Linked DNA regions of Homo sapiens: regions 1 and 3 are each linked to region 2. Evidence: read pairs that join two places in POLR2A ChIA-PET (ENCODE). Cell type or tissue: OCI-LY7. All regions are shown on one strand.

Evidence for each region. Peaks named below come from ENCODE experiments on the same cell type or tissue, not always from the same donor. Only the 100,000 strongest peaks of a DNase experiment are listed, where the experiment ranks them.
Region 1: POLR2A ChIA-PET joins it to region 2 with 5 read pairs; 3 of 35 experiments call an interaction of 5 or more read pairs at or near these places.
Region 3: POLR2A ChIA-PET joins it to region 2 with 5 read pairs; 7 of 35 experiments call an interaction of 5 or more read pairs at or near these places.

Annotation. Positions count from the first base shown.
Region 1 is chr3:47,288,421-47,296,420 of GRCh38, reverse strand. All of the region lies in intron 1 of KLHL18 (kelch like family member 18), which reads right to left. Among named protein-coding and RNA genes, the nearest start is that of KLHL18, 9.5 kb to the right of the region's middle. RefSeq lists an enhancer at 4,612-4,721. In OCI-LY7, no CTCF peak of the experiment used is centred here; DNase peaks (open chromatin) are centred at 230 and 4,510; H3K4me3 peaks cover 1,694 bases; H3K27ac peaks cover 3,822 bases.
Region 2 is chr3:47,033,648-47,041,647 of GRCh38, reverse strand. SETD2 (SET domain containing 2, histone lysine methyltransferase) reads left to right here. Exons shown (of 21, transcript NM_014159.7): 18 at 3,871-3,982. Among named protein-coding and RNA genes, the nearest start is that of NBEAL2, 58 kb to the right of the region's middle. RefSeq lists a silencer at 100-309. In OCI-LY7, no CTCF peak of the experiment used is centred here; a DNase peak (open chromatin) is centred at 3,577; H3K27ac peaks cover 1,305 bases.
Region 3 is chr3:47,196,384-47,204,383 of GRCh38, reverse strand. The region is part of intron 2 of KIF9-AS1 (KIF9 antisense RNA 1); the gene reads right to left. Among named protein-coding and RNA genes, the nearest start is that of KIF9-AS1, 36 kb to the right of the region's middle. RefSeq lists an enhancer at 6,448-6,948. In OCI-LY7, no CTCF peak of the experiment used is centred here; no DNase peak of the experiment used is centred here.

The sequences.
Region 1 (8,000 bases), 250 kb before region 2:
CAAGCACAGGTAAATGCACTTATATAGTATGTTGACTGAAGAAGCATCTCAAACATAAGGTCAGGGGTTAGTTAAGGTAATTCAGTAAATACTTTTAAGTGCTTGAAACATGCTAAGAACTATACTAGGTAAGAGATGGCTCACGATTCAGGAGTTCAACATCTAGAGGGGAACAAAAACACTCGAACCATCTACATCCTGCTCAGACCAGTAAGGGGAGTAGGACCAATGTGTGGCGGCAATGCTTCTCAAACTTTAATGTGCACAGGATGTAAGAAGCACCAGATTCTAGTTCAGTAGGTCTGGGGCGGGACCTGAAATTCTGCACTTCGAACAGGCCCCCACCCAGGTGATGCTGACGCTATTAGTCCAATGACAACACTAAGTAATGAGGGGTTAAGGTGCAGTGGAAGAGGGGGAGATGAACTACACCTGGAGGGATATGAGAAGACTGTCTTCAGAGAGATGGGACTTCACACAACCCCCCACTGTGATAGGACAGAGCACAAGAAAGAGGGCATGGGTCCCTTTGAGAAAAGAAAACTTTGAAGGGGCCGGGCACAGTGGCTACACAGCACTTTGTGAGGCCGAGGTGGGAGGATTGCCTGAGGCCAGGAGTTCGAGACCAGCCTGGGCAACAAAGCAAGACCCTGTATCTACCAAAAAAAAAAAATTTTTTTTTAAATTAACTGAGTGTGGTGGCAACACACCTGTAGTTCCAGCTACTCAGAAAGCTGAGGTGGGAAGATCACTTGAGCCCAGGAATTCGAGGTTACAATGAACTATGATTGCACCACTGCACCAGCCTGGGCAAGAGCAAGACCCTGAAGAAAGAAAAAAGAAAAGAGGAGAAAGAGAAAGGGAAAGGGAAAGCAAGGGAAGAAAGAAAAAGGAAAGAAAGCAAAGGAAGAAAATATGGAAGAAAGCTTGAAGCATGGATACGGCTCTGCTTGGCAGATGTGAGCAGATACTCCAAGCCAAAGGAACACTAGAGCAAAGGCCCAGAGGAGGGGGAACACAGTCATGGAGAGATGGCCAGCTGATGCAAGAGGACACTGTGGGAAAGCAGGGTAGAATAGCAGAGAGGGGCCACATCTGCAGGACTCTGAATATCAAGAATACAGCTGGCAGTCTTAGAGAAGTCAACCAGAATGGCTGTCAACAACAGAACATGCTTAAGCTTCTCCCTCTGACGTCTGAGACAGCAGTGACTGGTGGATTTCTATGAGCAGCTTAGAATAATCAGAGATTCAGTTAAATCAGCAGTCCTTTCCTAAATCCTACAGAAAACTAGCCACCACCTGCTGCTCCTGCATTCCCATTACCCCTCAGATATCGTGATTACTTAAAATGCTAAGCCATATACACGGAAAACACAAGCTTTCTCAAACATGAGGTAGAGGCACGTTTTACAACCACCAAGAGCTGAGCAGCTCTGCTCGACTCACGGCTCCGCTGACAAGTTTCTAACCTCTGATTGTCACTGTGTGCAGAACAGAATTTCCTTCAAGAACAAGTCAGAATTAGTCTTCTGGCTCCGGCCATTATCATCATCTCTCCTAAACCGAAGGGGAAAGTGCAAGCAAAACGCAGTGCTGTCTTCATGAACCATGGAATATGCATCCTAACTTTCTATTACCTTAGGTATACCTCTAACACCCTGCCCTGATTTTTTATTCATAAATACATAATTATTGATTGGTTTCATTCATTCATTCACAACGTATTTACTGAGCCATACCATACACATGCAAGGAACTGTGCTGGGCTGGGTGGCTACTTCTCTGACCTCGTGTCCTTCCACTTTTCTCCTTGGTCACTCTGCCCTTATCATTCTGGCTTCTTGCTGTTTCCCCAAAACACCAAGTGTGCTCCTGCCTCAGGGCTCCGTGCTTACTGTTCCCTCTGCCTTCAGATATCCTCATGGATTGCTCCCTCACTTCATTTAGATCTCTATTAAGAGAGGCTGGCTCCTGCTTTACTTTTCTTCATGGCACTGGTCACCACTGGACATCTTCCATCTGTTTATTGTCTGCTACTCCACTAGGATGTAAGCTCATACTCAAAAAGGCTTGGCCTACTCTGCTCACTGCTGCACCCTCAGCACCTAGAACAGTACTTGGCACATGGAAGGTGCTGACATACCTGCTGAGCACCCTGCTGAATGAAAACGAAATGAGAAGCCACTCAGAGCAGAATAAGATCAGAATTAAGCCTGGGGAAAAACAATCTGTTAGTAGCTCATTCCCTACAATGAAATCTGTTTTTCCCTAGAAAAACAATCTGTTAGTAGGCTCATTCACTAGAAGGTCGGTAAGAATTCTCTCAACATGCTAGTAAAGTTAAAGAAATCCTGGGTTAGGTAAAAGATGAAGAGGATCTCAATTAGGACAGTGGTTTACTGAGCAGCTATTATGTAGATACCTCAGTAAATAATTCAGTCACAGCCCTGCTCTTGTGGAGTTACAACACTATAAATAGTTATGTAATTACTATTGTAATAAGTGTCACAAAATACACATAAGAGAGGATGAGCCAAAGACAATCCCAGAGTTTCAACTGTGCACGACTAGATGGATTGTGTGCCCCCCTAACACAGAGGAAACAAAAGATGGGCAAGGGTGTTCACTTTAGACATAATGAGTATGAGGACCCACAGGACAAATGGGGTAGAATTATAGGTTTGAAAGCTATTTGTAATTTGCAGATGATGCCAACACACCTTTACTTGGAAGACATGTTAGCACGGCTTGTTTTGCTGGTCCTCAAAATAGCTCTGTCAAGGTTACACGACATTTACAGCTTACAAACCAACCCAAGAAAAATAAGCTCACAACACATCTGCATCTCCTAAATATGTACCTCTTAGAAGGCAATTCCTTTTAAGTGACCATTTGAAGTGCAGCTACAGGGCTGAACTAATACAATTTGACTCTTAACAGCTGAGGCACCAAGTACAAAAATAAAGAGTAGGAAAGATTACTCCTTAGCATCAGATGTTTCTAATCATTGGGTTTCAATAGAAAGACAAATTGTTTTTAGTGTCTACAGTCACAAAGCACTATAAGCAATCTCTCTTGCCCACCTGGTAACAAGTCTTCTTGAGCTAATTATCTTTTGAAAATTGGATTAAATATAAATAACATACAGTTTACCATTTTAACCATGTTCAAGTGTACAGTTCTGTGGCATTAAGTACATTCTACAACCATCACCACTATCTGTCTCCAGAATTCTTCATCTTCCCAAACTGAAACTATACCCATTAAACAGTAACTCTCCATTCCCCCTCCTCCCGGCCCCTGGCAACCATCATTCCACTTTCTGTCTTCATGAATTTGACTATTCTAGGTAGTTCATATAAGTGGAATCACACAACATTTGTCCTTTTGTAACTGGCTTATTTCACTTAGTGTAATGTCTTCAAGGTTCACCCATGTTGCAGCAGAATTTTCTTCTTTTTAAAGGCTGAGTAATATTTCACTGTATGTATATACTTTTTTTTTTTTTTTTTTTGAGACAGGGTCTCGCTGTTGCCCAGGCTGAAGTGCAGTGGTATAATCATGGCTCACTGCAGCCTTGACCTCCCGGGGCTCAGGTGATTCTCGCACCTCAGCCTCCCAAGTAGCTGGAACTACAAGTGCATACCACCACGCCTGGCTAATTTTTGTATTTTTTGTAAAGACAAGGTTTTGACATGTGGCCCAGGCTGGTCTCAAACTCCTGGGTTCATGCCATCTGCCTGCCTTGGCCTCCCAAAGTGCTGGGATTATAGGCATCAGCCACTGTGTCCAGCCATATACCATATTTTGTTTATCCATTCACCCAGTGGTAGACCCTTGGGTTGCTTCCACCTTTTGGCTATTGTGAATAATGCTGCTGTGAACATTGGTGTACAAGTATCTATCTGTTCTTGAGCTTATTTTTTGAAAGCTTTTTTTTTTTTGAGATGGAGTTTCACTTTTGTTGCCTAGGCTGGAGTGCAATGGCACGATCTCGGCTCACTGCAACCTCTGCCTCCTGGGTTCAAGCAATTCTCCCGCCTCAGCCTCCCGAGTAGCTGGGACTACAGGCATGCGACACCACGCCTGGCTAATTTTATATTTTTAGTAGAGATGGGGTTTCACCATGTTGGTCAGGCTGGTCTCGAACTCCTGACCTCAGGTGATCCACCCACCCTGGCCTCCCAAAGTGCTGGGATTACAGGCGTGAAAAGCATTTTTGTGTTCTGATCAGCTATTCAGAACACTCTGCCCACATATACCATTATATTGGGTCATATTTGAACTACAGTTCACCTATTTTGCCTGCCAAAAGCCCAAGCTCTGACCTTTACCTTCAAGGCCCTGAACACAGACTGTCTGTTTCACTGGAACGTAAGAGCCATCAGGGTCTCTGGCCTGCCATTCTGCCAGCAGCTAAGCATCCTCAGCTTCAACTGAGACAGAATGGGAGCATGGTGTCTTTAGTTAAGACTTTGGAAACATTCTGCTTCAAGTTCCAGCAGAGCGTGAAGGCTTTACAAATGAGATGCTAAATTTAACAGTAACTTCTATGTTACTTACTCACTTACTAATCAGTATAGTCCCATGATCACCTGTAGTAAGCTGGGAAAATTTTTTTCACTTCCGGTTCATTTGTATTCTTTAACAAGAAATGCTTCAATTCCTAAATACTGTGTTGAAACTACAGAAGTATATGCTAGAGCAATAAATAATAAAAATAAAACCTACTTCAAAAGCCTTAGAGGCCCTATCAGTATATAACAGGTCAGTAAACTATAGGCAACGGATTCAGCTCATGCTTCTTTTGTAAAGTTTCACTGGAACACAGCCACACCCATTCATTTATACATTGTGTATAGCTGCTTTTGCACTATAGCATCAGAGTTAAGTAGCTGCAACTGAAACTATATTACCCACGAATCCTTAAGTATTTACTATCTGGCCCTTTACAGAAAATGCTTGTTAACTCTTAGTTCACGCACCTTGGTTCACCCACTTTTGTCCCCAATTGGAAAAAAGTGGTGATGTAATCAGCTGCTTGGATGTTCTTCCTAAGGTCTTCCTAAGCTAACCACAGGCCAGCTGGCTGGTTCCATGCCAAAGAGGCAATGACAGTGCCAATACTCAACAAGTTCGAAAGTAGAAAGGTAGCTGCCATGCTTGTAATTTGGGAAGGGCTAGGAACACACATTTAGAAAAACAATGTGGTCTCATCTTCCATCAACTAGCCTACAAGCTAAACCAAGTGGGGCTAAGGGGCAAACAATGGAGTCTCATGTACAGAATAATAAAGGAACCGTCTGCAGTTAAGAAACATCCCCAAGCACAGGCTTCTTAAATGTACCTGGCGAGCCAGTCAGCCAGCCAGCAAGCTCCAGAAGCCTTAGGGTGAACATGATGAATGTTGCTTGACTGGTAACGGATAGTCCAGGCTGTACCTCCAACTCTCTTTCCCCACCCACATGTCAGGCAGCATCAAGCTCTCTAATTCACCTAATTGGTGTCCAAATTTAACAGCATTATTCACAACATAACTTGAACAAGGAGATTAAAACTGAATTTTTGATAGGAAATTTGTATAACAAGTGCTGTGCCCCTCAAGGAGCATGTTCTTCCTCTCAGTTCTTATTGCTCATTAGAAAGAGACAAGGCTGGGCCAGGTGTGGTGGTTCATGCCTGTAATCCCAGCACTTGGGGAGGTGGAAGCAGGAGGATCGCTTGAGCCCAGGAGTTTGAGACCAGCCTAGACCACAAGGTGAGGCCCCATCTCTCAAAAAATAAACAAAATTAGCCAGGCGTGGTGGCATACACCTGTGGTCCCAGCTACTTGGGAGGCTGAGGTGGGAGGATGGCTTGAGCCAGGGATTTCGACGCTGCAGTGGGCTGTGATCCACCACTGTACTCCAGCCTGGGCAAGAGATGAGACCCTGTCTCAAGGAAAAAAAAAAAGAGGGAGACAAAGCTAACTACACAGAGAGAGATAAACCTAACTACATGAAAAATGTCAGTAGAAAACCCTGGGAATGAGCAATATTCAGAAGCACAAGTTTTCCAATACAATGTCATTTCAAAATCAGAGTCAAGAATTCATATGTCTAAAAGACTAGTAGAAAAAGCCTGCATCTTCTCTCCTGAAATAAAATGTTGGTGTGGCATCTGGACATTCACATCTTTGCCCTCTGTGCTCAAGAATGACACTAAGGATGCTTTGTTCCCTACTATGCTTCATACCATCAGCAGGGCAGGTGAATAATCTGACAGGATGTAAAAGCATGGCTTCCACCAATAAACAGCTGTGTTAGATCTCAGCTGATACAGCTTTGTGCCATGGGCAAATCCCTTAATAGCTCTAAGCCTCAGGGTTTTTTACATCTGTAAAATGATGGCTTAAAAATGTTTTTATTTGTATAAATTTAGGGGTACAAGGGCAGTTTTGATACATGGATATATTGCATAGTGGTGAAGTCTGGGCTTTTAGTGTAACCATCATCCAAATAATGTACATTGTACCCAGTAATTTCTCATCCCTCATCCCACTCCAGTCTCCATTCATTCCACACTCTATGTCCATGCATTCACATGTAAAATGATAGCTTTGATAGGGAACCTCTACAATTCTCTTTTTTCTTTTTTTGAGACAGAGTCACGCTATTGCCAGGCTGCAGTGCAGTCGTTCAACTATGGCTCACACTGCAGCCTTGACCTCCTGGGCTCAAGCAATCCTCCCACCTCACTTCCCAAAGTGCTGAGATTACAGATGTGAGCCACCGTACCCAGCCTACAGCTCCTTTTAATATGATTATTCTAGCTCTATAATTAACCCTGTGTAACTCACTGTACTATATACACAACATAAAAATGGTATGCATCAACAAGCCCTTACTTCATTTCCTCATATCCTTCTCCACCTACTCTTTCATCACAAAGCCAGTGGTGACAACAAATTAGGCAAGATTCCAGATTCAAATGTGTAGCTCTTGAAGCCAATTTCGTGAAAACTGTGTGCCTACATTTAGTGGGTAACACAAGGAAATATTCTAATACTGTACCTTTCACCCATGGAAAAAACATTTCCTTCTGAGGGCTAAATTATCAGAGCCAGGTTCGAAACCTCAGCAGGGGCCTTGGGAAAATGCTGAGAAGACTAATGCCAGCAGATCTTTCAGGAACCATTTATCAGCGGTTGCAAAATAAAGGGTGTGTGTCTATATAGGGAGCTCCTCTCTCCTTTAAGCTTATGGCCCTGTGAATAATACTCAGGTTTGGTGACCTCATTATGCTGTCACTCAAAAAGAAAATAAATGTGTGAGATAAAGGGAGAGCAGAAATATATGAATTTCAATGCCTTACAGAAGCATAGGGGAAAAAATAAATATATAAAATCTGGCTCCAAATCTCATGAATAAGAAGAAAAACTCATTAAACCTAGCAAGTGTGCCCAACTGGCTAGACCCAGATGAATCAGACAATGCTTCCTGAGCCTTGGGCTCCTGGCAGCCCAGAGCAAAGGACACGAAACTCAACGCTGGGAAGAAGGGATGAGAGCGTCCATGGACACAAATCTCTCTACCTAGGCCAAGCCTTATGCCAACAAGTCTTGCACTACAATCCTCATAACTTTTAAGATAAAATGATTTGCCAAGGAAAAGGACCATGGGCTTTTTCTCATAACAGGTTCAAGCCATGGGAGATACAGAATGTGATTTTTTTTAAATGAATATGTTACTCTTTTCTGTCATGCCTCTATCTCACTATCCGACAGGCTTCCAGTGAATTTAAATTTCAAATATTTTCCAAAAGGAAATTAAGCCTAGGTTCAAGTGTTGGCAGTTAATTTTGAGAATGTGGCATGCCTGCTAATATTTATTTTCACGTTCTCCCTAAAATTCAGGAAGATAGAAAAGATGACACGCCATTAAGGATGAATACAGTAGACCTGAGGTAGATTAATTCACGTGGTAGCAGCTGAAATCAGTTCATTTACCGTCAGTGACA
Region 2 (8,000 bases):
TGTGTGTGTGTATATATACACCCATCTATATAATCTTACGTAAATTGTTAAGATAGATGTTTTTGTAGTCTGCTTTATTTACTAATCTATTTCATAGAGCTTTATCAATTAACATAGAACTATGGAATTTTTTCTTTAAAATTTTTTTTTTCTTTTTTTTGTAGAGACAGAGTCTTTCTTTGTTGCCCAGACTGATCTGCACGAACTCCTGGCTTCAAGCGATCCTCCCACCTAAGCCTCCCAAAATGCTGGGATGACAGGCGTGAGGCACCACACCCAGCTACAACTGTTAGTTTTAGTAATTGTTTATACTTTGCTGCAGGGCTGGCAAACTATGCCCACAGGCCACTTGTTTTGGCAAATAAAGTTTTATTGGAGCACAACCATGCACATTTGCTTACAAATTGTCTATGGTTGCTTTCACACTACAATGACAGAGTAGTTGTGATAGAAACCATTTGGCCCACAGGTCAAAATATTTATCATCTAATCATTTACAGAGAAAGTTTGCCAACCCCTGCTCTATTGTATAGCTATATCAAATTGTATTTAACTCACTCTCATTGATAGGTCTTCACTATTTTATATCTAACTATAACCTTGGGCATCCTTAGGGACACTAATCTTACTACTTCTTCGAGAGGGTACTTAGAAGTGGAATTGTTGGGCAAAACAGGTACACATTTTAAATTGAGAAATATTGTCAGCTTACCATTAAACAATAGTTTGTATCAATTTGGACTCTCACAAAAAGAAGTATGTATAAGTTCCTTTTAGCCATGTACAGCAGCTCATGCCTATAATCCTAATGCTTTGGGAGGCTGGGGCAGGAGGATCGCTTGAGGCCAGGAGTTTGAGACCAGCTTGGGCACCATAGTGAAACCCCATCTCTACAAAAAATACAAAATTAGCTTGGCATGGTGGTGTGCACCTGTAGTCACAACTAGTTGGGAGGCTGAGGCGAGAGGATCACTTGAGACAGGAGGTCAGATCTGTAGTGAGCCATGATTGCGCCACTGCATTCCGGCCTGGGTGACAGAGCAAGACCTTGTCTCCAAAAAAAAAAAAAAAAAAAAAATCCTTTTCCCTCATGTCATCTATTTTAACCTTGCAAGTCTAACAGGTGGGAAATATTTTTATTTTCAGTTATTTTACTATTGAGATGGGATGTCTTCATTCGATTGTTGGTCATTTGTATCTTTTGTGAGTTACTTGTGTGGGCCATCTACCCATTTTCTGTCCAGTGTTAGATTTCTTTATCAAGAGTTTTGTTTCTGATATCTTGTGACATAAAGAAGCTTAAAATTTTCATATATTTTCCCTTTCTGCTTAGAAGGGCCTTCCTTACTCGCATTAAAATGCTTCTATAGGCTGGGTGCAGTGGCTCACACCTGTAATCCCAGCACTTTGGGAGGCCAAGATGGGCAGATCACCTGATTTCAGGAGTTCAAGACCAGCCTGGCCAACATGATGAAACCCCGTCTCTACTCCAGATACAAAAATTAGTTGGGCTTGGTGGCAGGTGCCTGTAATCCTTCCTACTTGGGAAGCCGAGAGGCGGGAGAATTACTTGAACCCTGGAGGCAGAGGTTGCAGTTAGCTGAGATCGCGCTACTGCACTCCAGCCTGGGTGACAGAGTGAGACTCTATCTCAAAAAACAAAAAGGCTTTTATAAAATGAGTCCTCATTATGTTGCTAATTGAATGTGTAATGATTTTAAAAACCACGTGTGGTTTAACCAGAACTTTTTTTTTTTTTTTTTGAGACAGAGTTTTCACTTTTGTTGCCCACGCTGGAGTGCAGTGGCGTGATCTCGGCTCACTGCAACCTCTGCCTCCAGGGTTCAAGTAATTCTCCTGCCTCTCAGCTTCCTGACTAGCAGGGATTACAGGCACCTGCCACCATGCCCAACTAATTTTTTTTTTTTTTTTTTTTGTATTTTCGGTAGAGACAGGGTTTAACCGTGTTGGCCAGGCTGGTCTCAAACTCCTGACCTCAGGTGATCCACCTGCCTCGGCCTCCCAAAGTGCTGGGATTACAGGTGTGAGCCACCACACCTGGCCAGAACTTTGTTTTTTAACACCAAAACAAATTTTAAATATTCTATCAATCTTCCAAAAATAAAAAAAGTTTGGGCCGGACATGGTGGCTTACGCCTGTAGTCCCAGCACTTTGGGAGGCTGAGGTGGGCGGATCATGAGGTCAGGAGTTTGAAACCAGCCTGACCAACATGGTGAAACCTCACCTATACTAAAAATACAAAAATTAGCTGGGCGTGGTGACACGCACCTGTAATCCCAGCTACTCAGGAGGCTGAGGCAGGAGAATCACTTGAACCCAGGAGGCAGAGGTTGCAGTGAGCTGAGATCACGCCATTGCACTCCAGCCTGGGTCACAGAGCGAGACTCCATATCAGAATAAAAAAAAAAAAAAGTTTGTATTTCTTATTTATATGTGTACCTTTCCCATCTTTTCTAGGTTTTCTTTATCTGGTAGCTAAGAACAGACATGTATATATTTGTTCAGTTTCTATAATAACATCCTTAGCTGCTTGTGGTTCTTTTATTATGGTAGAAATCTTGAGCCTTTTAAAATAAATGAGTTCCATAGGTCAGAGGTAAGCCTATTTTTACAATAGTCTATATATATGTATATACACTGATTTATATCAAGTGTCTTTAATGTTGTTATGTTGTTGACTGAAGATTGATGTGGTGGTAAAGCAGAAGACTGTAGTGACAAGACTGACCTGCCAGATTTGTTAGATCCTTTGAGGCTTTTGACATTTTAAGTCACTGTCCTCATAACATTCTCTGTTACAGCTGGCTTCAGACTCCTGAACGTGAATATCCTTACTTCCACTTTTTATCCTACAGATCTTTTTTAAAAAAGAAAAATCTTTGCTTGCTTATTTTCAAAATGACTGTAAACATTTAAAGGGTTAACATGGCCGAAACCTTCTTTTTGCAGTCGGTCGGGAATATTTTTAGCAGAGGGTACAAGTTTTTGTTTTTTTTTTTGTTTGTTTTTTAAGACAGAGTTTCACTCTTGTTGCCCAGGCTGGAGTGCAATGGCACGATCTTGGCTCACTGCAACCTCCGCCTCCCAGGTTGAAGTTATTCTACTGACTCAGCCTCCTGAGTAGCTGGGATTACAGGCGCCCGCCACCACGACTGGCAAATTTTTTGTATTTATAGTAGAGATGGGGTTTCACCGTGTTGGCCAGGCTGGTCTCGAACTCCTGACCTCAGGTGATCCACCTGCCTCAGCCTCCCAAAGTGCTGGGAGTACAGGCATGAGCCACCATGCCTGGCCAGGGGTACAAGTTTTTAACCTGTACGTATTTTTCTTGTCAGTCATTAAACCAGAGGGGCAGAACTATTAAAAAGAAAACTCCTAAAGCAAGGGATAATTTTCTCACGTGGTCAAGGACTGTGAGAGGTGTTACATGATTTATTTTGCTCCATTTATATGCTAGGTACAGTCACTGTTTACCTCTTCATCTACAGAGGGGTGACATAGGCAGGGACCTATTTCCTGTACATTTTAGGCTTTGCCCAGTCTTATTTGCATGACATTAAGAGTCAGGTGAGAGACAGACAGGATGTTTGGGTTTACTGCTCTCTTTGACACCCAGTCAGTGTTGCCACATCATTGCCCACAGAAATACAGTCATTGAAGAGGGGCATATCTCTGTGCTAGAATCATTGCTGTTAGGAAGATAGAAAAAGTTTGTCTTTAACTCATGGAGCTGACTTATTCTATGTCTTATTGTATGTTGTATTTTATGTATGTATGAGCAGTGATGTTTATGTCAGGATTCTCTGTTTCCTAGCCCTGACAGCATGGCTGTTTTTGTCTCTTTCTAGGCAGACTCAGTGGGATCCTCCTACTTGGGAAAGCCCAGGAGATGATGCCAGCCTTGAGCATGAAGCTGAGATGGACCTGGGAACTCCAACATATGATGAAAACCCCATGAAGGTGAGTGTGGCTTACACATGTATTTCCTGATCATTTGGGAGTCCGTCCAAGACCATCCCGCATGGTCTTGGGATTCTTTTTTCTTTATTCTGAAAAATAAGTGAGTGACTATGCATGTATCAAGGTGTAGAGATGAAGTCAGGGAGAAAGAATGGCCTTTTTACATATACACCATGGAATACTATGCAGCCATAAAAAATGATGAGTTCATGTCCTTTGTAGGGACATGGATGAAACTGGAAATCATCATTCTCAGCAAACTATCGCAAGGACAAAAAACCAAACACCGCACGTTCTCACTCATAGGTGGGAATTGAACAACGAGAACACATGGACACAGGAAGGGGAACATCACACTCTGGGGACTGTTGTGGGGTGGGGGGGAGGGGGGAGGGATAGCATTAGGAGATATACCTAATGCTAAATGACGAGTTAATGGGTGCAGTACACCAACATGGCACATGTATACATATGTAACAAACCTGCACGTTGTGCACATCTACCCTAAAACTTAAAGTATAATAATAATAAAATAAAAAAATATAAAAAATAATCCCATTACAACCCTGAATCCCTTTTCAAAAAAAAAAAAAAAAAAAAAAAAAAGAATGGCCTTTTTTAGACATTGAGAGACTCAGATGCATACTAACTACTTACTCATTTGAGGGAGATATATGGCCAAGAATTGTGATGGGTGTTCAAAACACCCATTACTATGATCGCTTCAGGGCCTCTCTTGTTCTCTTTGCCTTTTTTTTTTAAATGAGACGGAGTCTCACTCTGTTGCCCGGGCTGGAGTGCAGTGGTACAATCTCGGCTCACTGTAACCTCTGCCTCCTGGGTTCAAGCAATTCTCCTGCCTTAGCCTCCCGAGTAGCTGGGACTACAGATGTGCACTCCACGCCCGGCTAATTTTTGTATTTGTAGTAGAGACAGGGTTTCACCATGTTGGCCAGGCTGGTTTTGAACTCCTGACCACAGGTGATCTGCCTGCCTTGGCCTCCTGAAGTGCTGGGATTATAGATGTGAGCCACCACGCCCGGCCTCTCTTTGCATTCTGTTGTTAGTGCCCATAACATATGCTTTCGTGATTGGTCTGTTCAAAACCAATAGGAGGGGTGGGTTTTGTTGTTGTGTTTTTTGTTTTTTTTGGTGTGATCTTGGCTCACTGCAACCTCTGCCTCCTGGGCTTCAGCAGTTCTCATGTCTCAACCACCCAAGTAGCTGGGATTATAGGTGTGCGCCACCATGCCTGGCTAATGTTTGTATTTTTAGTAGAGATGAGGTTTTATCGTGTTGCCCAGGCTGGCCTTGAACTCCTGACCTCAAGCAATCTGGCTGCTTCAGCCTCCCAAAGTGTTGGGATTACAGGCATGAGCCACCACAGCTGACCGTATGAAGTGTCTTGAATGAAATCAGATATCATATTTTTATGTTCTAAAACCTGACTAATATTTTTTTAATTTTGAAAAGAATTAAGTACTTCAGTGGTTAAATTATTGGGAATAGGTGGAAGAAGGAAGAGGGAAGAAAAGGAGCTGGAGTGAGAAGGGATTAAAGTAGAAATGAATTCATTCTTGTTTATATTTTATTCACTTTTGGAGGAAATATTTTCCTCTTTTCACATGTGTTTGGCATTTGCAAAAAGATACACACTTACGTTCAATCCATGTGGAGTTTGCTAAATTTCAAATGAATCACATAAATCACTTAGCCACTTCACTCCAGCTGTTGTGCTGTCTTGTTTTCCTGAATCATTTAGGAATATGCCCAAGACTGCTAGGCACTTGACATTTAAATTATATGTAAGCTTAAATACAAACAAAAATCACAACTCCCATTTCCAGACTTCTGTACTGTGTTAGTTATATCTTTTGAAAAATAAACAAAGGGATTAAGATAAGATCTGGTGCAGCAATACAGCTGAGTTCTGGGGCCAAGTTTATAAAGCATGTTGGAGGCCTTACCCTTCTTAAAAGCCCAAGTTCATGGGCACCGTAACTATTAATCTTGATTCAGTCTTTTGGTCTAGTATATGCATATTAAATTAGGCCTTTCAAAGCGAATGAGGAATGGGCATGAAGTTCACTGTTGCTTATTTAATGCTCAAGGAATTGCCTTTCTTATATGAAGACCTGTGTTAGGAAATCCAGGTCATCAAACTAGCCAAGCACAAAGTAGGAGCTGAGAAGTAGGGGCCAAGTAAAAGGGCAGCTTATGTGCCATGCTACACAATTAGACGTTCATTCTCTGGCTAGCTGGTGAGAAAGGGAAACCTTTAAAGTGATTTGATCAGTAACATTTGCCTTTTACAAGGCTCTCTGCTGGAGATGGACTGGAGGGGTTGACCATGGAGCTGGCGCCTTCACAATGAGCTTATTGTAGTAGTTAGGTCTGCTCAGCACCCAAGAGCACCAGGCACCACCTGTTAAAAATGCAGAGTCTCACTCCCTGTCCCAGACCTGCTAGATCAGAATCTGAAGTGATACAAGGTCCCAAGGTAATTACACATTCAAGTCTAAATAATTGGCAGTATTGTCTGTGATCAACTGTAAGAGAAGTATGATCATAAAACCTTACTATATCCAACCACCCAGAGTGAGTATATTTGTCAGGTTATGTTTGATCTTTACTCCTCTGTTACCATAGGTGCATGTGTGCCTGGGGAGTAGGCTCTTGAAAGTATTATATCCAAAAGGCAATGCCTGAATTATAATCTACTAGCTTGGAACTTTGGATCTCTAAATACACATTTTAAATACACACAGATCTGAACTTCATCTCACTCTTTCACATTTTGGTTATTTATCAGACATTTGAGTTCCTATTCAGCACAAATGCCATGCCCAGACCTGGGGGTACAAAAACAGTATAAGGCAAGGCTATTGCTCCCAGGGGTCATAGGAAGGTAAGGTTTGAAAATGTACGGTATTATATGTTAAGTGGTAAACTGAGGGATTTATTTATTTTGTCATTTGATTTGCTTTGCTTTGTTTTTAGAGGCAGGGTCTCCCTCACTCTGTAGCCCAGGCTGGAGTACAGTGGTGCAAGCATAGCTTACCGTAACCTCGAACTCTCAGGCTCAAGTAATCCTTTCGTCTCAGCCTCCTGAGTGGCTAGGACTATAGGTACATGCCACCATGCCTGGCTAATTGTTAAAAATTGTTGTAGAGACAACAAACAAGGACTTTAGAGGCCTGCAAAAGAAAATATAGTCTATCCTAGGAAGGAAAAGAGCACTAAACTAAATCTAACACTTAATTCACAATTAATTCTGATATATTGATATGCTCATGTGTGTTGGGGGAGGTACATGTATAAAAACGAAAGGGAACGGGAGATTATAAAGAGAAAACATTCCTCCTAATACTAGCTCTTAACTGCCTCGGGGGGTTATAGAGTAGTAGTTCCAATGGAGATTCAAAGGTATCAGCTTCACTCAGTTGTTAGAGAAGATTGGAGAGGCACTTTTATTCTTTTCTGCCATTGTATGTATACATAAATAAATCCGCAAATAATAATGAGAGTGCAGAAAGAATTAAGCTGCCAAATGTATTTCCTGTTGTGAACAAATAAAGGTAGAGGTCTTCTCTCCCAAAAAGAATAATCATAGGCTAGGCACGGCAGCCTACTTTGGGAGGCTGAGGTGGCCCGATCACTTGAGGCCAGGAGTTCAAGACTAGCCTAGCCAACATGGTGAAACCCTGTGGCTCAAGCCTGTAATCCTAGCACTTTGGGAGGCCCAGGCAGGTGGATCACCTGAGGTCAGGAGTTTGAGACCAGCCTGGCCAACATGGTGAAACACTGTCTCTACTAAAAATAGAAAAATTAGCTGGGCATGGTGGCACATGCCTGAGCACATGGTAATCCCAGCTGCTTGAAAGGCTGAGGCAAGAGAATCGCTTGAACCCGGGAGACGGGGGTTGCAGTGAGCCAAGATTGCACCACTGCACTCCAACCTGGACAACAAGAGCGAGACTCTGTCTCAAAAAAAAAAAAAAAAAAAAAAAAAATCAAA
Region 3 (8,000 bases), 160 kb before region 2:
CTTGAGCCCAGGAGCTTGAGGCTGCAGTAAGCTGTGATCATGTTACTGCATTGCTGCCTGAGCAACAAGCCAGACCCTGTCTCAAAAATAAAATAAAAACAACAACAAAACCCACAAAAAACCTACACAGATAATACAGAAATTATTATTATTGTTATTATTATTATTATTTTGAAATGGAGTCTCTCTCTCTCTCTCTGTTGCCCAGGCTGGAGTGCAGTGGCATGATCTCAGCTCACTGCAACCTTTGCCTCCTGGGGCTCAAGGGATCCTCCCACCTCAGCCTCCTGAGTAGCTGGGACTACAGGCACACACCACCATGCTTGGCTAATTTTTGTATTCTTTGTAGAGACAGGGTCTCCCTATGCTGCCCAGGCTGGTCTCCAATTCCCAGACTCAAGGGATCCTCCTGCTTCAGTCTCCCAAAGTTCTGGGATTACAGACGTGAGCCACAGTGCCCAGCCTAGAAGTTATTTTTGTTGTTTTTGTTTGTTTGTTTTTTGAGACGGAGTCTCACTCTGTCATCCAGGCTGGAGTACAGTGGCACGATCTCGGCTCACCACAATCTCCGTCTCCTGGGTTCAAGTGATTTGCCTGCCTCAGCCTCCCGAGTAACTGGAATTACAGGTGCACTCCACGACACTTGGTAATTTTTTATATTTTTGGTAGAGACGGGGTTTCACCATGTTGACCAGGCTGGTCTCAAACTCCTGACCTCAAGTGATCCGCCCACCTCGGCCTCCCAAAGTGCTGCGATTACAGGTGTGAGCCACCCCACCAGCCTAGAAGTTATTTTGATAAAATGCAGAATATTTGGTTTTGAGGCCAGTTACCAAAATGGTAAAGAAAAACCTCTTGTAGTGCAATTGTATGGGAATTGCCCTACTAAATGGGAAGCCCATTTAGATAACCTGGAAGTCAAACTTAACATTAAAAAAAAAAAAAAAAAAAAAAAGAGGGTGGGCCTGGCGTAGTGGCTTACGCCTGTAATCCCAGCTGTTAGGGAGGCCGAGGCTGGCAGATCACCTGAGGTCAGGAGTTTGAGACCAGCCTGGCCAACAGGGTGAAACCCATCTCTACTAAAAATACAAAAATTAGTCGGGCGTGGTGGTGGGTGCCTGTGATCCCAGCTACTCCGGAGGCTAAGGCAGGAGAATTGCTTGATCCCAGGAGGCAGAGGTTGCAGTGAGCCGAGATGGCACCATTGCACTCCAGCCTGGGCAACAAGAGCGAGACTTTGTCAAAAAAAAAAAAAAAAAAAAAAAAGAGGGTGCTCACATTAATCAGACCCAGGATGAGTGTGTCTAGGGTTATAAATGTATATTAAATCATAAAGGAATGTAAATAAGAAAACTAGTATCTTGAGCAGTGGGATATATGGCTCTTAGTAACAGCATGGGAAGTTTTTTGGTTATGTGGAACAATTTAGATATATCAAGAAAAGCCTAGAACACAGAATCAAGTTATACTGGAGGAAAACATTGCCTATTTAGACCTTCAAGACAAATGTTTTAGTATTAGCCATCACAGTAGGGGTAGAAAAAGTTACACAAAAAGTTCACAAAAAGGTTGAAGGAGAGAGTTAACTCAGCTAAGCAAAAAGATATACCTTTTTATGGAAAAAAGGAACAGAAGACAATGATGTATGTAACCTGTCAATCATATGTAGTGAGGCATAGAAAAAGCTGAATTTTTTAGATATAAATCTGGTAAGTTTTAAACAGAAACAGATTTTTTTTTTCTTTTGAGACAGGGTCTCACTCCGTCATCCAGGTTACGTGTTGAAATCACTGCTTACTGCAGCCTTCACCTCACTGCAGCCTCGACCTCCTGGGGCTCAAGCAATCCTCCCATCTCAGCCTCCCAAGTACCTGAGACCACAGGTGTGTGCCACCACGCCTAGCTATTTTTTCTTTTGCTTTTCTTTTTTTTTGGGAAACAACAACAACAACAACAAAAGCCACCATGTTACCCAGGCTAGTCTTGAACTCCTGAGCTCAAGCAATCCTCCTGCCTCAGCCTCTCAAAGTGCTTAGGTTATAGACGTGAACCACCGCGCCTGGCATCATTTTGTTTCTTATTGTCAGTTTAGAAAAATTTGTTGGATCTGAATATCAGCAGTTTTGTGTTTTGTAGTTGTTCTGTTTGTTCTTTTTGTTCCAAATTTAATTAATATTTTAACCTATTGAGAGAAAGAAATATGCACATTGTGAAATTCTAAAACTCTCTGCCTAAGAGATGTATGGGAGCCAAGGGAACCAGTAGAAAGGGATGCGTTCATATCACAGGGATCGAAGGAGGAGGAGCAGTTGGAGGCAAAAGGGAGAAAACCTCCAAAGTCTTTTTCAATTTAGAAATAGTTTTCTTTATTTTTCTTTTTTGTTTGCCTCAGTTTCATCATCTGTAAGAAATAATTTTAAATATATTTACCTTTTGAATGGGGCAAATTTTTTTTTAGAATGTATCTTAAAAGCTTTTAGGTGTTATTGGAATTAAGTCTCCCATTCTATTTGGTTCTATAACCAGCTTTTCTAATTATGCGTGCAAATAAATTATTTTAGGCACATTCAAAAGATCCCCATTTTGGCCATTGCTGTTTTATAACCAATCTGGGTTAGGTAAGTAGAAGGACCCATAAACATTATTCATAAAACCTAGCTGGCGCATCTTCAGTTTTAGAGGACCCCTTTTCCATCCTGGTTGTTTTGAATGAAACAAGCTATGTAGTGGAGCAAGAGCACGCTCATGCAATTGAAAAAGGAGGAAGCTAAGGAAAAGTTGTCTCACACCAAAACCCCAGTGAGACAATTTACAGAGGTCCCATTTTATCCTAGCCTAGAATTCAACAGAAACTCTTGCCTTGAATTCACAGCAGTAACTCTGATTCTGAGAGAGTCATTGTACCTCCTAGCCAAGGAGGAAACTAGCTTCAATAAACCAGGACCTCAACTAATTAGCCAGGCATGGTGGTATGCACCTGTGGTCCCCAGCTACACAGGAGACTAAGGAAGAAGGATCTCTGGAGCCTAGGAGGCAGAGGTTGCAGTGAGCTGAGATCACACCATTGCACTCCAGCCTGGACAGCATAGTGAAACCCTGTCTGAAAACAAAACAAAACAAACAGAACTTTGACGAAGACACGAAGTTCATTGAATTTTTTTTTTTTTTTTTTTGGAAACAGGATCTTGCCCTGTTGCTCAGACTGGAATACAGTGGCTCCATCACAGCTCATGGCAGCCTTGACCTTCCGGCCTCAAGAGATCCTCCCAAGTAGCTGGGACTAGAGGCCCATGCCACTAAACTCAGCTTTTTTTTTTTTTTTAGACGGAGTCTCGCTCTGTCCCCAGGCTGGAGTGCAGTGGTGCGGTCTTGGCTCACTGCAACCTCCGCCTCCTGGGTTCAAGCAATTCTCCTGCTTCAGCCTCCCGAGTAGCTGGGATTACAGGCACGCACCACCATGCCCCGCTAATTTTTGTATTTTTAGTAGAGATGGGGTTTCGCCATGTTGGCCAGGCTGGTCTTGAACTCCTGACCTCATGATCCGCCCGCCTCAGCCTCCCAAAGTGTTGGGATTACAGACGTGAGCCACTGTGCCTGGCCCCACTCAGCTAATTTTTGTACGTTTTGTAGAGACGGAGTTTCACTATGTTGCCCAGGCTGGTCTTGAACTGCTGGGGTCAAGTGAGCTGACTGCCTCAGCCTCCCAAAGTGCTGGAATTACAAGCATGAGCCACTGTGCCCAGCCTGATTTTGGTAGAAACTCACCTGTAGCCCAGCAGGGCATCCAAGTTCGGGAACACAGTGGATTTGTTGCCCGTACATGCACAAAGGCTGGAAGCTGCTTTTGGTCTAGGGAGGTCACTCTGAAATCCTGCCACCTATGTCATTTTGCCAACCAAAATTAAGGTTGCTGAGGCAGAAATAATTTGATAAAGGTTATTGGAAGCCAAATGTGAGGATAAACCTAGGAAGATAAATAAACAAAGTTGGACGTGTTCTAAACTGTTATAAATTGGAATGGGTTTTTTTGTTTTATTTTGAAACAGTCTCTATCGCTGAGGCTGGAGTGCAGTGGTGCGATCTTGGCTCACTGCAACCTCCACCTCCTGGATTCAAGTGATTCTCCTGCCTCAGCCTCCTGAGTAGCTGGGATTATAGGCTCCCACCACCACGCCAGGCTAATTGTTTTGTATTCTTAGTAGAGACGGGGTTTCACCATGTTGGCCAGGCTAGTCTCAAACTCCTGACCTCAAGTGATCCACCTGCCTTGGCCTCCCAAAGTGCTAGGATTACAGAGGTGAGCCACCACGCCTGGCCTGGAATTTTTTTTTTTTTTTTTTTTTGAGAAGGAATTTCCCTCTGTCGCTCAGGCTGGAGTGCAGTGCAGTGGCGCCATCTCGGCTCACTGCAAGCTCCACCTCCCGGGTTCACGCCATTCTCTTGCCTCAGCCTCCCGAGTAGCTAGGACTACAGGCGCAAGCCAGACACTACGCCTGGCTAATTTTTTTTGTATTTTCAGTAGAGACGGGGTTTCGCTGTGTTAGCCAGGATGGTCTTGATATCCTGACCTCGTGATCCGCCCGCCTAGGCCTCCCAAAGTGCCTGGCCTGGAATGTTTTTATAAGAAATTTTAGGAGAAGCGATGGGGACTCCATATCAGAGCCCCCTCTCTCTCTCTTTTTTTTTTTTGAGACGGAGTTTCGCTCTTGTCACTCAGGCTGGAGTGCAATGGCACTATCTCGGCTCACTGCAGCCTCTGCCTCCCGGGTTCAAGTGATTGTCCTCCCTCAGCCTCCCGAGTAGTTGAGATTACAAGCATGCACCACCACGCCCAGCTAATTTTTTTTTTTTTTTTTTAAGAGGGAGTCTTTCTGTGTGCCTAGGCTGGAGTGCAGTGGCGCCATCTCGGCTCACTGCAAGCTCCGCCTCCCCGGTTCACGCTATCTCCTGCCTCAGCCTCCCGAATGGCTGGGACTACAGGCGCCCGCCACCACGCCCGGCTAATTTTTTTGTATTTTTAGTAGAGATGAAGTTTCACTGTATTAGCCAGGATGGTGTCAATCTCCTGACCTTGTGATTCGCCCGCCTCGGCCTCCCAAAGTTCTGGGATTACAGGCACTGTAAAATTGCCCAGCAATTTTTTTATATTATTAGTAGACACGGGGTTTCACCGTGTTGGCCGGGCTAGTCTCGAACTCCTGACCTCAGGTGATCCACCTGCCTTGGCCTCCCAAAGTGCTGGGATTATAGGCGTGAGCCAACGCGCCCAGCATTTTTTTTTTTTTTTTAGAGACAGGGTCTTGCTCTGTCACCCAGGCTTGAGTGCAGTGGAAAATCATAGCTTGCTCTAACCTCACGGTTCTGGGATCAAGCGATCCACCTGCCTCAGCCTCCCAAGTAGTGGGAGTACCGGTGTATGCCACCACGCCTGGCTAATTTTTTTTTTTTTCGAGATGGAGTTTCACTCTTGTTACCCAGGCTGGAGTGCAATGGCGCTATCTCAGCTCACCGCAACCTTCGCCTCCCAGGTTCAAGCAATTCTCCTGCCTCAGCCTGCCGAGTAGCTGGAATTACAGGCATGCACCACCACGCCCAGCTAATTTTGTATTTTTAGTAGAGACGGGGTTCTTCCATGTTGAGGCTCGTCTCGAACTCCTGACCTCAGATGATCCGCCTGCTTCAGCCTCCCAAAGTGCTGGGATTACAGGCGTGAGCCACTGCGCCCGGCCAGGCTAATTATTTTTGTACAGACAGGGCCTCACTATGTTGCCTAGGCACAGCATTATTTTTAATTCTTCTCTAAAAATTCTACGCTTATCCCAAAGCCTTGGGATTACAGGCGTGAACCACCACACCAGGCAGAGTTATCTTTGTCTTTTTCCACTAGAGGGTATAATATAGAGGGTCAATCATTGGCTACAGATTACAACATATAGGCTAAAATGTTTTACATATAAGATAATCAGTAAAACTTCATGATTTAGAAAGAAATTAGTGTCTTTTTCAGTCTCAGTAGATACATATTAATTAGTATGTCAACAGTTTGAGGAACTCACATTAAGGCTGAGGAACTCAGGTTAAGAGAGAAGGTTCTTGGCCAGGCGTGGTGGCTCAAGCCTTTAATCCGAGCACTTTGGGAGGCTGAGGTGGGCAGATCACCTGAGGTCAGGAGTTCAAGACCAGCCTGACCAACATGGAGAAACCCCATCTCTACTAAAAATACAAAAAATTAGCTGGACGTGGTGGCACATGCCTGTAATCCCAGCTACTTGGGAGGCTGAGGCAGGAGAATTGCTTGAACCCGGGAGGCGGAGGTTGTGGTGAGCTGAGATGACGCCATTGTACTCCAGCCTGGGCAACAAGAGCAAAACTCTGCCTCAAAAAAAAAAAAAAAGGTAATTTTTTCTTTTTTTTTTTTTTTGAAATGGAGTCTCAGTCTGTCGCCCAGGCTGGAGTGCAGTGGCGCGATCTCAGCTCACCGCAAGATCAGGCGTGAGCCACCGTGCCCTGCCTGTTTTGTTTTGTCTTTTTGAGACGGGGTCTCGCTCTGTTATGCCCCAGGCTGGAGGAGTGCAGTGGCTCACTGCAGCCTTGAACTCCCCCGGCTCAAGCAATCCTCCCACTTCAGCCTACCAAGTAGCTGGGACTACAGATGGCACCACCACAACCACAAAATTTTTGAATTTTGTGTAGAGATGGGGTTTCACCGTGTTGCCCAGGCTGGTCTTAAACTCCTGGGCTTAAGTGATCTGCCTGCCTCAGCCTCTCAGAGTGCTGGGATTACAGGCATGCCAAGATTTTTTATTAAGGGACAGAATGTAAGCCAAGAATCCTAAGACCTTTTCTAGGCAGGTTAATTTGGAAGCCTGCCAAATGTGACCTGTAGATTATCAGTAGTTTTGTTTGTTTGTTTTTGTTTTTTTAGAGACAGGGCCTTGCTCTATCACCCAGGCTGGAATACAGTGGCACGACTGATCATAGCTCCCTGCAGTCTTGATCTCCTGGGCTCAGCGATCCTACTGTCACAGCCTCCTGAATAGCTAGGATTACAGCCACTTGCCATCACACTTGGCTAATTTATCTTTTTATTTTTGTAGAGGTGAGGTCTCACTAGGTTACCCAGACTGGAGTAATAAATTTTGAAATCAGGAATGTGAGTGCTGGTCAGTTGATTTTTGATTAAGGTGCTAAATCGGCTGGGTGCAGTGGCTCATGCCTGTAATCCCAGCACTTTGGGAGGCTGAGGTGGGCGGATCACTTGAGGTCAGGGGTTCAAGACCAGCCTGGCCAACATGGTGAAACCCCATCTCTACTAAAAATACAATAATTAGCCGGGCATGGTGGCGGGTGCCTGTAATCCCAGCTACTCGGGAGGCTGAGGCGAAGAATTGCTTGAACCCAGGAGGCGGAGGTTGCAGTGAGCCGAGATCGCACCACTACACTCTAGCCTGGGCGACAAGGTGACACTCTGTCTCAAATGAACAAACAAACAAAACAAAACAAAACCACTTCTATAAGAAAACATGGGAGAAAATATCTTGTGACTTTGAGTTGGGCAAAGAGTTCTTAGATACGACATCAAAAACATCATCCGCTGGGCGCGGTGGCTCATGCCTGTAATCCTAGCACTTCAGGAGGCTGAAGCAGCAGATTGCCTGAGCTCAGGAGTTCGAGACCAGCTTGGGCAACATAGTGAGATTTTTGCATTTTTAGTAGAGACTGGGTTTCACCATGTTGGCCAAGTTGGTCTCAAACTCCTTACCTCATGATCCACCTGCCTCAGCCTCCCAAAGTGCTGGGATTGGCGAGGGGGGCCAACGCGCCTGGCCAAAAAATGATTTTAAAATTAGCTAGGTGGCCGGGCGCGATGTCTCACGCCTGTAATCCCAGCACTTTGGGACGCCAAGGCGGGCGGATCACAAGGTCAAGAGATCGAAACCATCCTGGCCAAAATGGTGAAACCCTGTCTCTACTAAAAAAACAAAAAATTAGCTGGGCGT